Regions from separate parts of the Homo sapiens genome. Here region 1 is linked to region 2. A link is an interaction called in ENCODE POLR2A ChIA-PET data of the cell type or tissue named here. Cell type or tissue: GM12878. All regions are shown on one strand. Each heading gives the region's core, and the rest is flanking DNA. Links, peaks and the distances in the headings are about the cores only.

Region 1 (5,374 bases), core at 98-5,097, 410 kb before region 2:
TCACGCCTGTAATCCCAGCACTTTGGGAGGCCGAGGCAGGTGGATCACGAGGTCGGATCCATCAAGACCATCCTGGCTAACACAGTGAAACCCTGTCTCTAATAAAAATACAAAAAAAAAAAATTAGCCTGGCATGGTGGCGGGCGCCTGTAGTCCCAACAACTCAGGAGGCTGAGGCAGAATGGTGTGAACCCGGGAGGCGGAGGTTGCAGTGAGCCAAGATCGCGCCACTGCACTCCAGCCCGGGTGACAGAGCGAGACTCCATCTCAAAAAAAAAAAACAAAACAAAAAAAAACCAACATGGTGCCATGTGTTCACACTTCCATTCTTCCATTCAGTTCCACATATCCCCATCAAGTTCACTGCCTTGTCTATAGGACTGACTTAAACCACCTCTAGAGTCAGGTGTCAGAATAAGAGCATTCCATCATCTTCAAAAACACATGCCTTTCACATGAGATTACTTGTTTTATTGAATATTAAAGTCACTCAGCCTGTCCTTTTTTCCATTCCTGTCATGACTATTTATAAGCACCAATATTTCTTCACTGATCTGCATCCCCTGTGTAATCCCATGAGACGTTCTGTCACTGCTGCATGGCTCCTGTTGCCGTCATTGCCTAGATTCACAAGGGACGCGTTCTCGCAAGTACTATGGTCAAAAAAGTCAGAAGGATTCCAGGAGCCGTAACTCTAGGTTTTTTTTAGTCTTTTGTCACTTTACTGTGCTAGGACCACTAAGATCTATTTTCACTGATATTTCTCTAAGTATGTGGGTATTTATGTATGCTTCATACACGATATATTATATATAACTTTTTAAATAGGCCAGACTCAGCTTTAAAATTAACACAAAGATTAAAAAAGCAAATAGCAGCCAGGCGCGGTGGCTCACACCTGTAATCCCAGCACTTTGGGAGGCCAAGGCGGATAGATCACCTGAGGTGAAGAGTTCAAGACCAGCCTGGCCAACATGGCAAAACCCCATCTTTACTAAAATACAAAAATTAGCCAGGTGTGGTGGTACACACCTATAATCCCAGCTACTCGGGAGGCTGAGACAAGAGAATCACTTGAGCAAGGGAGGCAGAGGTTGCAGTGAGCAGAGATCATGCCACCACACTATCTCAAAAAAAAAAACAAAAAGGAAACAGCAGCCGGGTGTGGTTGCTCACGGCCGTAATCCCAGCACTTTGGGAGGACAAGGCGAGCGGATCACCTGAGGTCAGACGTTCAAGACCAGCCTGGCCAACTTGGTGAAACCCCCTCTCTACTAAAATGCAAAAATTAGCCGGGCATGGCGGCAGCTCCGGTAATCCCAGCTACTCAGAAGGCTGAGGCAGGAGAATCGCTTGAATCCGGGAGGCAGAGGTTGCAGTGAGCCTAGATGGCACCACTGCACTCCAGCCTGGGTGACAGAGCAAGACTCCATCTGGGGGATGGGGGGCGGGAAGCAAACAGCATATCTTTAAGGATAAAGTACGAAAGATGAGTAAATATTGTAATCACTGTTTATTTAAAAGGTCAATGCCGGCCAGCTCAGTGGCTCACGCCCATAATCCCAACACTTTGGGAGGCCAAGGTGGGCAGATAGTTTTGAGCTCAGGAGTTTGAGATCATCCTAGGAAACATGGCGAAACCCTGTCTCTGCAAAAAATACAAAAATTAGCCAGGCGTGGTGGTGCGTGCCTGTGGTCCCACAGAGTGAGACCTTGTCTCAAACAAGTAAAAATAAATGGATCAATGTGAAAAGCCCATTCAGACACTAAAGGACTGACACAAGTCAGTAAGTATCAGAAAATTAACTGGCCCCTTAATTCAAAAGGAGCTACAAGGAAGTTTTATTTCCAATTTCTAACTGAGACAAACCTTACAGAGCAATTTATAAAATTAGCCTGCTAACCTTAAGTGTTGATTTGAGAATATCACACAATAAGACACTGACAGTAAATACAAAGTTTATGGTATCTTTCCAAAGTCAAGAGTAGACATACCCCTTTGAAAAATTATTCTGTGCTTAAGAAAATTATATGTATTTAAAACTTAAGGTGTGTATGACATAGTACAGAATACAAGTTGTACCTAGAGAAGTTTTAAAAAGGAAGGACAGGATTAAAAACTAACCCAGGGAGAAGGTTGGGGCATAAGACAATGTTTTTTTTAGAGATGGAACTCTGAGCTCTGATGCAACTGCCTGCAATTATGAATGCCTTTGCACAGCTCAGTCTGAGTGCAGATTTATATTCCTACTACTTAGCACGCAGAAAATAAAGAGCCTCCCAATGTTCCTCCATCTGCAAAAAAAAAAAAAAATGTTTTAAGGGAACATGGAAAGCTGAATAATTTGAGTTATTTTGTTCATTTACACAAAATTCTACAAAATTCCTGTGACTTTGTAACTCTAACACATACCACTAGCTTAAGACACAGATCTTAAAAGGGGCTGAAATTACTAGGCCTCTCTAGTATCTCCCAGAAGAACTTACTTAATGGGTCGGCAGCAGTCAATTATACTAACGTGTAAAAAGAAGCAATGTGCTTAATATAGCATCATAAAATGTTAGAATCAGAAGAGACTGTAGCAATCTAGTTCAACTCTCTCATTTTACCAACAAGAAAACTGATTCTAAAAAGTGAAATCACTTGTCAAGGTCATACTTACTTAACAGTCTAGGACTAAAACCCCAATCTCCAGGCTCCTGACCCTAATGTAAACTGATGAATAAATGTTTCTAAATTATTATATACAGCAGTGAGATCAAAGAGTCAATCTCAAGGCAAGTTAAAACTGACCTCCCCAGCCAAGGTGGTTCACACCTGCAATCTCAGCACTTTGGGAGGCTGAGGCAGGAAGATCACTTGAGCCCAGGAGTTCAAAACCAGCCTGGGCAACACGGCAAAACTCCATCTCTACAAAAAATTAGCCAGGTATGGTGTCGCGTGCCTGCAGTCCAGGCTATCTGGGAGGCTGAAGGAGGATCACCTGAGCCCAGGAGATTGAAGCTGCAGTGAGCTGTGATTGTGCCACTGCACTCCAGCCTGGATGAGTTTTTTTTTTTTCTTGAGACAGAGTGAGAACACGTGCTACAAGGAGGGTTTTTGGTGAGACCCTGTCTCAAAAAAAAAAAAAAAAAAAAAAAAAGAATTGATTTCCCTTTCCATTCTTCACAAAGGAAAAAAGTTGGCATATTGTTGCCTGCCCCTTAAACAGTCAGACATGGCCCACACCAAAAGCAAAAGCATACCAAAACTGCTCTGAACAAGAAAAGGGTACAAAGACAACTCCTAGAAGAATCAAGGTCTTTCATATTGGATTGGGTTTTTTTCTTTTCATAAAAGCTTTCTTGCCTGTAATGCCAGCACTTTGGGAGGCCGAGGCAAATCACCTGAGGTCAGGAGTTCAAGACCAGCCTGACTAACATGGCGAAACCCCATCTCTACTAAAAATACAAAAATTAGCCAGGCATGGTGGCGGGCACCTGTAATCCCAGCTACTCAGGAGGCTGAGGCAGGACAATCACTTGAACCCGGGAGACGGAGGTTACAGAGCTCACACCATTGCACTCTGGCCTAGACGATAAGAATGATACTCCGTCTCAAAAAAAAAAAAAAAAAGGTTCTTGTTTTTATTTTGCAAATGAGCAAGTTTAATAGTTGCTATAGGTCTTGAGAGACAATGGACAAATAACCACATTTTTTTGAGACATTTCTTTATTTTTTATTATATATTTTTTTGAGATGGAGTCTCACTCTGTCGCCCAGGCTGGAGTGCAGTGGTGCAATCTCAGCTCACTGCAACCTCTACCTCCCAGGTTCACGCCATTCTTCTGCCTCAGCCTCCCGAGTAGCTGGGACTACAGGCGCCTGCCACCACACCAGGCTAATTTTTTGTATTTTTAGTGGAGACAGGGTTTCACCGTGTTAGCCAGGATGGTCTCGATCTCCTGACCTCGTGATCCACCCACCTCGGCCTCCCAAAGTGCTGGGATTACAGGTGTGAGCTACCGCGCCCAGCCTATTCTGTTTTTAAGAGACTATGTTGCCCAGGCTGGTCTTGAACTCCTGGGCTCAAGAGATCCTCCTGCCTCAGCCTCCCAAAGTGTTGGAATTAAAGGCATGAGCCACTGTGCCCGGCCTATAACCACGTTTCTATTTTCACAATACTACAGGGCACCTTGATATTTTTTTTATTGTTTATTATTTTTTTGAGATGGAGTCTCCACTCTGTCACCCAGGGTGGCACGATCTTGGCTCACTGCAACCTCCGCCTCCCAGGCTCAAGTGATTCTCCTGCGTCAGCCTCCCAAGTAGCCAGGATTACAGGTCTGCACAACCATGCCCGGCTAATCTTTATATTTTTGTAGAGACAGGGTTTCACCATGTTGGCCAGGCTGGTCTCAAACTCCTGGCCTCGGGTGATCCGCCCGCCTTGGCCTCCCAGAGTGCTGGGATTACAGGCATGAGTTACCACGCCCAGCCTATAATATTTTTCTTTTCTTTTTCTTTTTTTTTGAGATGGAGTCTTGCTCTGTTGCCCAGGCTGGAATACAGTGGCATGATCTCAGTTCACTGCAACCACTGCCACCCAGGTTCAAGCGATTCTTCCGCCTCAGCCTCTGGAGTAGCTGGGATTACAGGCATGCGCAACCACGCCCAGCTAATTTTTATATTTTTAGTAGAGACAGGGTTTCACCATGTTGGCTAGGCTGGTCTCAAACTCCTGGCCTCAAGTGATCTGCCCACCTTGGCTTCCCAAAGTGCTGGGATTACAGGCACGAGCCACCACGCCCAGCCTATATTTCAAGAGAAGCAGTCTACTAAATTTACTCACAAATCCATAAGATAGTTTCTGTACAACCACCTTAGATGCTGTAAGTGGAAACTAGGAATTGGTTTCATTTGGATTTTAATTTTTTTCAAGACAGAGTCTCACTCTGTTGCCCAGGTTGGAGTGCAGTGGCTCAATCTCAGCTCACTGCAACCTCTGCCTCCCAGGTTCAAGCGATTCTCCTGCATCAGCCTCCCGAGTAGCTGGGATTACAGGCCCCTGCCACCACCCCCAGCTAGTTTTTGTATTTTTAGTAGAGACAGGCTTTCACCATGTTGGCCAGGCTGGTCTCGAACTCCTGACCTCAGGTGATCTACCCACCTTGGCCTCCCAAAGTGCTAAGATGACAGGCGTGGGCCACCGCGCCCGGCCTCATTTGGATTTTAAAATCTAACTTCAGTGTTTGTTATTTTTATTTTTTTTTTTTTTGAGACTGAGTCTTGCTCTGTCACCCAGGCTGGAGTGCAGTGGTGAGATCTCGGCTCACTGAAAGCTCCGCCTCCTGGGTTCACGCCATTCTCCTGCCTCAGCCTCCCGAGTAGCTG
Region 2 (5,374 bases), core at 179-5,178:
GATTTGTTGGACAGATAATTTTAATCAGAATTTGTTGACTAGAATTCATGGGATCCATGAACTTTGATGGAATAAAGATTACATGCCAGTTTATTTTTATTTTTAAATTTTATTTATTTATTTATTTATTGTTTTGAGACAGAGTCTTGCTCTGTCACCCAGGCTGGAGTGCAGTGGTATGATCTTGGCTCACTGCAAGCTCCACCTTCCGGGTTCACACTATTCTCCTGCCCCAGCCTCCCAAGTAGCTGGGACTACAGGCACCCGCCACCACGCCTAGCTAATTTTTTTTTTTTTTTGGATTTTTAGTAGAGATGGGGTTTCACCATGCTAGCCAGGATGGTCTTGATCTCCTGACCTTGTGATCCACCCGCCTCGGCCTCCCAAAGTGCTGGGATTACAGGCATGAGCCACCATGCCTGGCCTATTTTTTTATTTTTATTTTATTTTTGAGATGGAGTTTCACTCTTTCCTCCACTTCCTGGGTTCAAGCGATTCTCTTGCCTCAGCCTCCTGAGTAGCTGGGATTACAGGTGTGAGCCACCATGCCTGGTTAATTTTTTGTATTTTTAGTAGACAGAGTTTCACCATGTTGGCCAGGCTGGTCTCAAACTCCTGACCTCAAGTGATCCTCCCAACTTGGCCTCCCAATGTGCTGGGATTACAGGCGTGAGCCACTATGCCTGGCCCAAATTCACGTTTTCCAAACAAGCATTATAGCAACAGATGTCTCCTCCTTGTCCTCGTGGCTTCAGGTTGTTCTCTCAACCTCTTTGTTAGGGTTTTATGTCAAATTCCTGAGATATAATCAATCACTCCCTCATTTTTGTCCTGCTAGTGTAGCTCTGTGTGTGTGTGCCTGCACATGTGTGTGTGTGCATGCATGCGTGTGTGTGTGTGTATCTGCCTCCATCAGAGTGCACGTCAGGTAGCCAACAGGTGACTGCGTCCATGACTCCTGCTCACTGTGAACGCCTCAGGACCCTTCTCCACCTTGGCACCCTGGCTGCAGCACCCAGCATCTGCCACAGGCGGTCTCAGGGCCTACCTTGAATGGAACTGACAGGAACATGCAGAAAAAAGAAAAAGCTGGCCAGGTGCAGTGGCTCACACCTATAATCCCAGCACTTTGGGAGGCCGAGGTGGGAGGATCACTTGAGGGCAGGAGTTCAAGTTCTGCTGGGGCAACATACCAAGACTTTGTCTCTACAAAAAATTCAAAAATTAGCTGGATGTGGCCAGGCGCGGTGGCTCACGCCTGTAATCCCAGCACTTTGGGAGGCCGAGGCAGGCGGATCATGAGGTCAGGAGATCAAGACCATCCTGTCTAACACGGTGAAACCCCATCTCCACTAAAAATACAAAAAAATTAGCTGGGCGTGGTGGCGGGCGCCTGTAGTCCCGGCTACTTGAAAGGCTGAGGCAGGAGAATGGTGTAAACCCATGAGGCGGAGCTTGCAGTGAGCCAAGATCGTGCCACTGCACTCCAGCCTGGGTGACATAGCGAGACTCTGTCTCAAAAAAAAAAAAAAAAAAAAAATTAACTGGACGTGGTGACCCATGACTGTAGTCCTGGGTACTTGGGAGGTTGAGGGGGGAGGATCGCTTGAGCATGAGGTCAAGGCTACAGTGAGCTATGATCACACCACTGTACTCCAGCTTGGGCCATAGAGTGGGACACTGTCTAAGAAAAATAAAATAAAATTAGCTGGGTGCAGTGACTCACACCTGTAATCCTAGCTCTTTGGGAGGACCACACAGGAGGATTGCTTGAGCCTGGGAGTTCGAGACCAGCCTGGGCAAGATAGTGAGACCCCATTGCTAAAAAATAAAAATTAGCCAAGTGTAGTGGCTCACGCCTATAGTTCCAGCTACTCAGGAGGCTGAGGTAGGAGGATCATGACTTTGAGCCCAGGAGTTCGAGGCTACAGTGAACCACGATCACACCATTGCACTCCAGCCTGGGCAACAGAGCAAGACCCTGTCTCAAAAAATATATTTTTTTCAGAGTGTTTGAGCTAGAAAGATCCAGAAGAGATATCTAATTCCAACCTTACATTTTACAGGAAGGGAAAAATGACCGAATCTCTTTAGTCAACAAAGTACAGCTAGAATCAGAAAATCATTTAATTGGAAAAACTGTTGGCTCCAGATATCATACATTTTCTGGTGCATTAACTGATTCTAGAGATATTGGGAAGACAGAATTTAAATAACAGGGATTTACCTGGCAACACGCTTTACAAACTCCTCCCCCCATGCCTTTGTACTGAGTACAGCTAGGTACCGAAAAAGCAAATAATTTTGTTTAAAAATTCTTAATTTCTGCAATAAGGAAGCAGGGTAAAGTTCTGAGCAGCGTGTCTGCTTCTCCAGGGCTTTGCCATCTGTCGCTACAGACAAGGGTCGCAATTCAGAGCCTTGCTGTGAGACAGGCACTCTCCCACGTTGCCAGGGAGCAGGCAATGATTCAGTCCTCCTGTTGGGGAAATTGGCAATGTTTTCTAAAAATCACTGAAGAACTGACGCTTTGACAATGCAGTGTCACTTTGGGAATCTCTCCCACAGATACTTCTGCATGTGTATGAAATGGCATAGGCACACGTGTTTCTTTGCAGCATTGCTTTACAATAGCAAATGATAGGAGGCCACCCACCCAGTGTCCAGCAAAAGGGAACCGAGGGAATAAGCTGTGGTCCACCCACACGGTGGAGTTCTGAGCAGACATAGAACAGAATGAGGTGCTCTAGTATGTGGAAATATTTCCAGATATATTGCTAAGTGAGAAACGTGCAAGATACTGAAGGTTCATATGGCATTCCACATACATAAGGAGAGGGCCAGGAGCAGTGGCTCACACCTGTAATCCCACCACTTTGGGAGGCCAAGGTGGGAGGATTGCTTGAGCCCAGGAGTTCGAGACCAGCCTGGGCAACATAGCTAGGCCCTGTCTCTACAAAAAAAGGTTTTTAAAAACATTAGCGGGGCATGGTGGTGCACACTTGTAGTCCCAGGCACTCGGGAGGCTGGGACAGGAGGATTGCTTGAGCCCAGGAATTTGAGGCTGCAGTGAGCTGTGATTGAGCAACTGTATTCCAGCCTGAGCGATACAGCAAGATCCTGTCTCAAAAAAAAAAAAAAAAAAAAAAGAAGAAGAAGAAAAGAAAGAGGATGGAAATAAGAATATATATTTGCACAAAGACACAGTGGAAAGATGATATAAATTTTACCAATAGGAGGCATGAGGGATGAGGCAGAAGCGGGACTTCTCAGTTTATACCTGTTTTTATTATTTTGATTTTTAAACTATTCAAGAAAAACTCCAATAATTTAAAAATAGACAAAGGAGAAAAAAGGAGTTAGAGTAAGGGGAAGCGCACAGCTGAGCACATTGCCTCATGGCGGGCTTCCTCCTTGCCTGGAGGGTAGGGGTGAGGAGCGGACCCTACCATAAACTGAGCTTGGACTTGTGCCTGCTGTGTGGGCCTGGCCGTCCTGATTGCTGGCTTGAGATGGTTGGTGTTACCTGTCGGGGCTCTTGGCCTTTCTCGTGGCAGGCTGATAAAGCCTGCAGATCCCTTTCAGAATGAAGTTTTTAAACGAATAAGAGAAAATACATAGCATGGTAGCAAGGCACGGTGGTTCACGCCTGTAATCCCAGCACTTTGGGAGGCCCAGGCAGGCAGATCACCTGAGGGCAGGAGTTCCAGACCAGCCTAGCCAACAAGGTAAAACCCCCTCTCTACTAAAAATACAAAAATTACCCGGGCATGGTGGCGTGCCGTAATCCCAGCTACTCGAGAGGCTGAGGCACTAGAATCGCTTGAACCCAGGTGGCGGAGGTTGCAGTGAGCCGAGATCACGCCACTGCACTCCAGCCTGGGCAACAGAGCAAGACTCTGTCTCAAAAAAAAAAAAAAAAAAATCAGATGGTAAAATACATGGGCAATTTGCATAGAGAGGAAGCAGCATGAGTAAAAGCACAGAGGACTGGAAGCACCCTTGGGTGCCCCTGAGGAACTGTGAGGGATCCCGGGGTGGCTGGAATGCAGGCCACACAGGCAGGGGGAGGTGAGGAGGTGGGCTCACCTGCAAGCCAGGGGTCACCACGGAATGCACTGGGGTCTTTCCAGGCATCATCTCCCCTTCATTCCTCCCCCTTACCTCTCCACTCCCCTTCTTCCTCTTTTCCCCACCCAGACACCTAAGAAGGCTAACGAGGCACTTAGAGTTGCCGATGCTTAACTACTGACCACTGTTTTCAACACGGCTCACTGAGGGCTCACTGGATCGGTGCCTGTGTTAGGACTGACAGCGAGCCAGTTATATCTGGGCATTAGCTGATGGCCAGCGTTTAGCTGTAACACACATGGTGAAGCAGACAGAGAAGTCCTTCCAGATTAGAGACAAAGGGGACCCCACACATGAATGGGAAGTCAAGAAGCCTTTGTTGGATGGATGGATGGCAATTGTATGCAGTCACTTCATTATATTTTATTCATTCCCTAAGGTCTTATTTATTTATTATTTTCTGAGACAGGGTGTCACTCTCTCGCTCAGGCTAGAGTGCAGTGGCACGATCATGGCTCACTTCTGCCTCAAACTCCCAGGCTCCAGCGGTCCTCCCACTTCAGCCTCCTGAATATCTGGGAGTACAGGTGTTTGTCACCATGCCTGGCTAATTTTTTTTTAAGTGTATTTTTTGTCTCCCCGTGTTGCCTAGGCTGGTCTCAAACTCCTGGGCTCAAGAGATCCTCCCACCTCAGCCTCCCAAAGTGCTGGGATTGCAGGCGTGAGCCACTGTGCGTAGCCACTATGGTCTTTTTTAAATTGACAAATAATAATTGTATATATTTACAGTGTATAGTGCAATGTTATAATATGTATATAACATAGTAGAATGACTAAACCAGCTGTGTATCTATCACCTCACATACTTATCATGTCTTTGTAGTGGAAAGATTTAGAACCGATTCATTTAACAATTTTGAAATATATCATACATTATTATTGGCTGGGCACAATGGCTCACACCTGTAATCCTAGCCCTTTGGGAGGCTGAGGCAGGAGGATCACGTGAAGCCAGGAATGGGCAACAATGGGAGACCCTGTCTCTATAAATTTAAACACACACACACACACACACACACACACACGACATTATTTATCTTTTTTTTTTTTTTTTTTGAGACAGAATGTCACTCTTGTCACCAAGCTGGAGTGCAGTGTCGTGATCTTGGCTCACTACAACCTCCACCTCCCAGGTTCAAGCGATTCTCCTGCCTTTCAGCCTCCCAAGTCGCTGGGACTACAGGCGCGTGCCACCACGCCCAGCTAATTTTCGTCTTTTTAGTAGAGACAGGGTTTCACCATG

The links. Peaks named below come from ENCODE experiments on the same cell type or tissue, not always from the same donor. Only the 100,000 strongest peaks of a DNase experiment are listed, where the experiment ranks them.
Region 1: POLR2A ChIA-PET joins it to region 2 with 9 read pairs; 1 of 35 experiments calls an interaction of 5 or more read pairs at or near these places.

What each region holds. Positions count from the first base shown.
Region 1 is chr12:122,404,631-122,410,004 of GRCh38, forward strand. The region is part of intron 1 of CLIP1 (CAP-Gly domain containing linker protein 1); the gene reads right to left. Among named protein-coding and RNA genes, the nearest start is that of CLIP1-AS1, 12 kb to the left of the region's middle. In GM12878, for the core only: no CTCF peak of the experiment used is centred there; no DNase peak of the experiment used is centred there; H3K27ac peaks cover 436 bases.
Region 2 is chr12:122,816,935-122,822,308 of GRCh38, forward strand. The region is part of intron 11 of CCDC62 (coiled-coil domain containing 62); the gene reads left to right. Among named protein-coding and RNA genes, the nearest start is that of HIP1R, 16 kb to the right of the region's middle. In GM12878, for the core only: no CTCF peak of the experiment used is centred there; no DNase peak of the experiment used is centred there; H3K4me3 peaks cover 310 bases.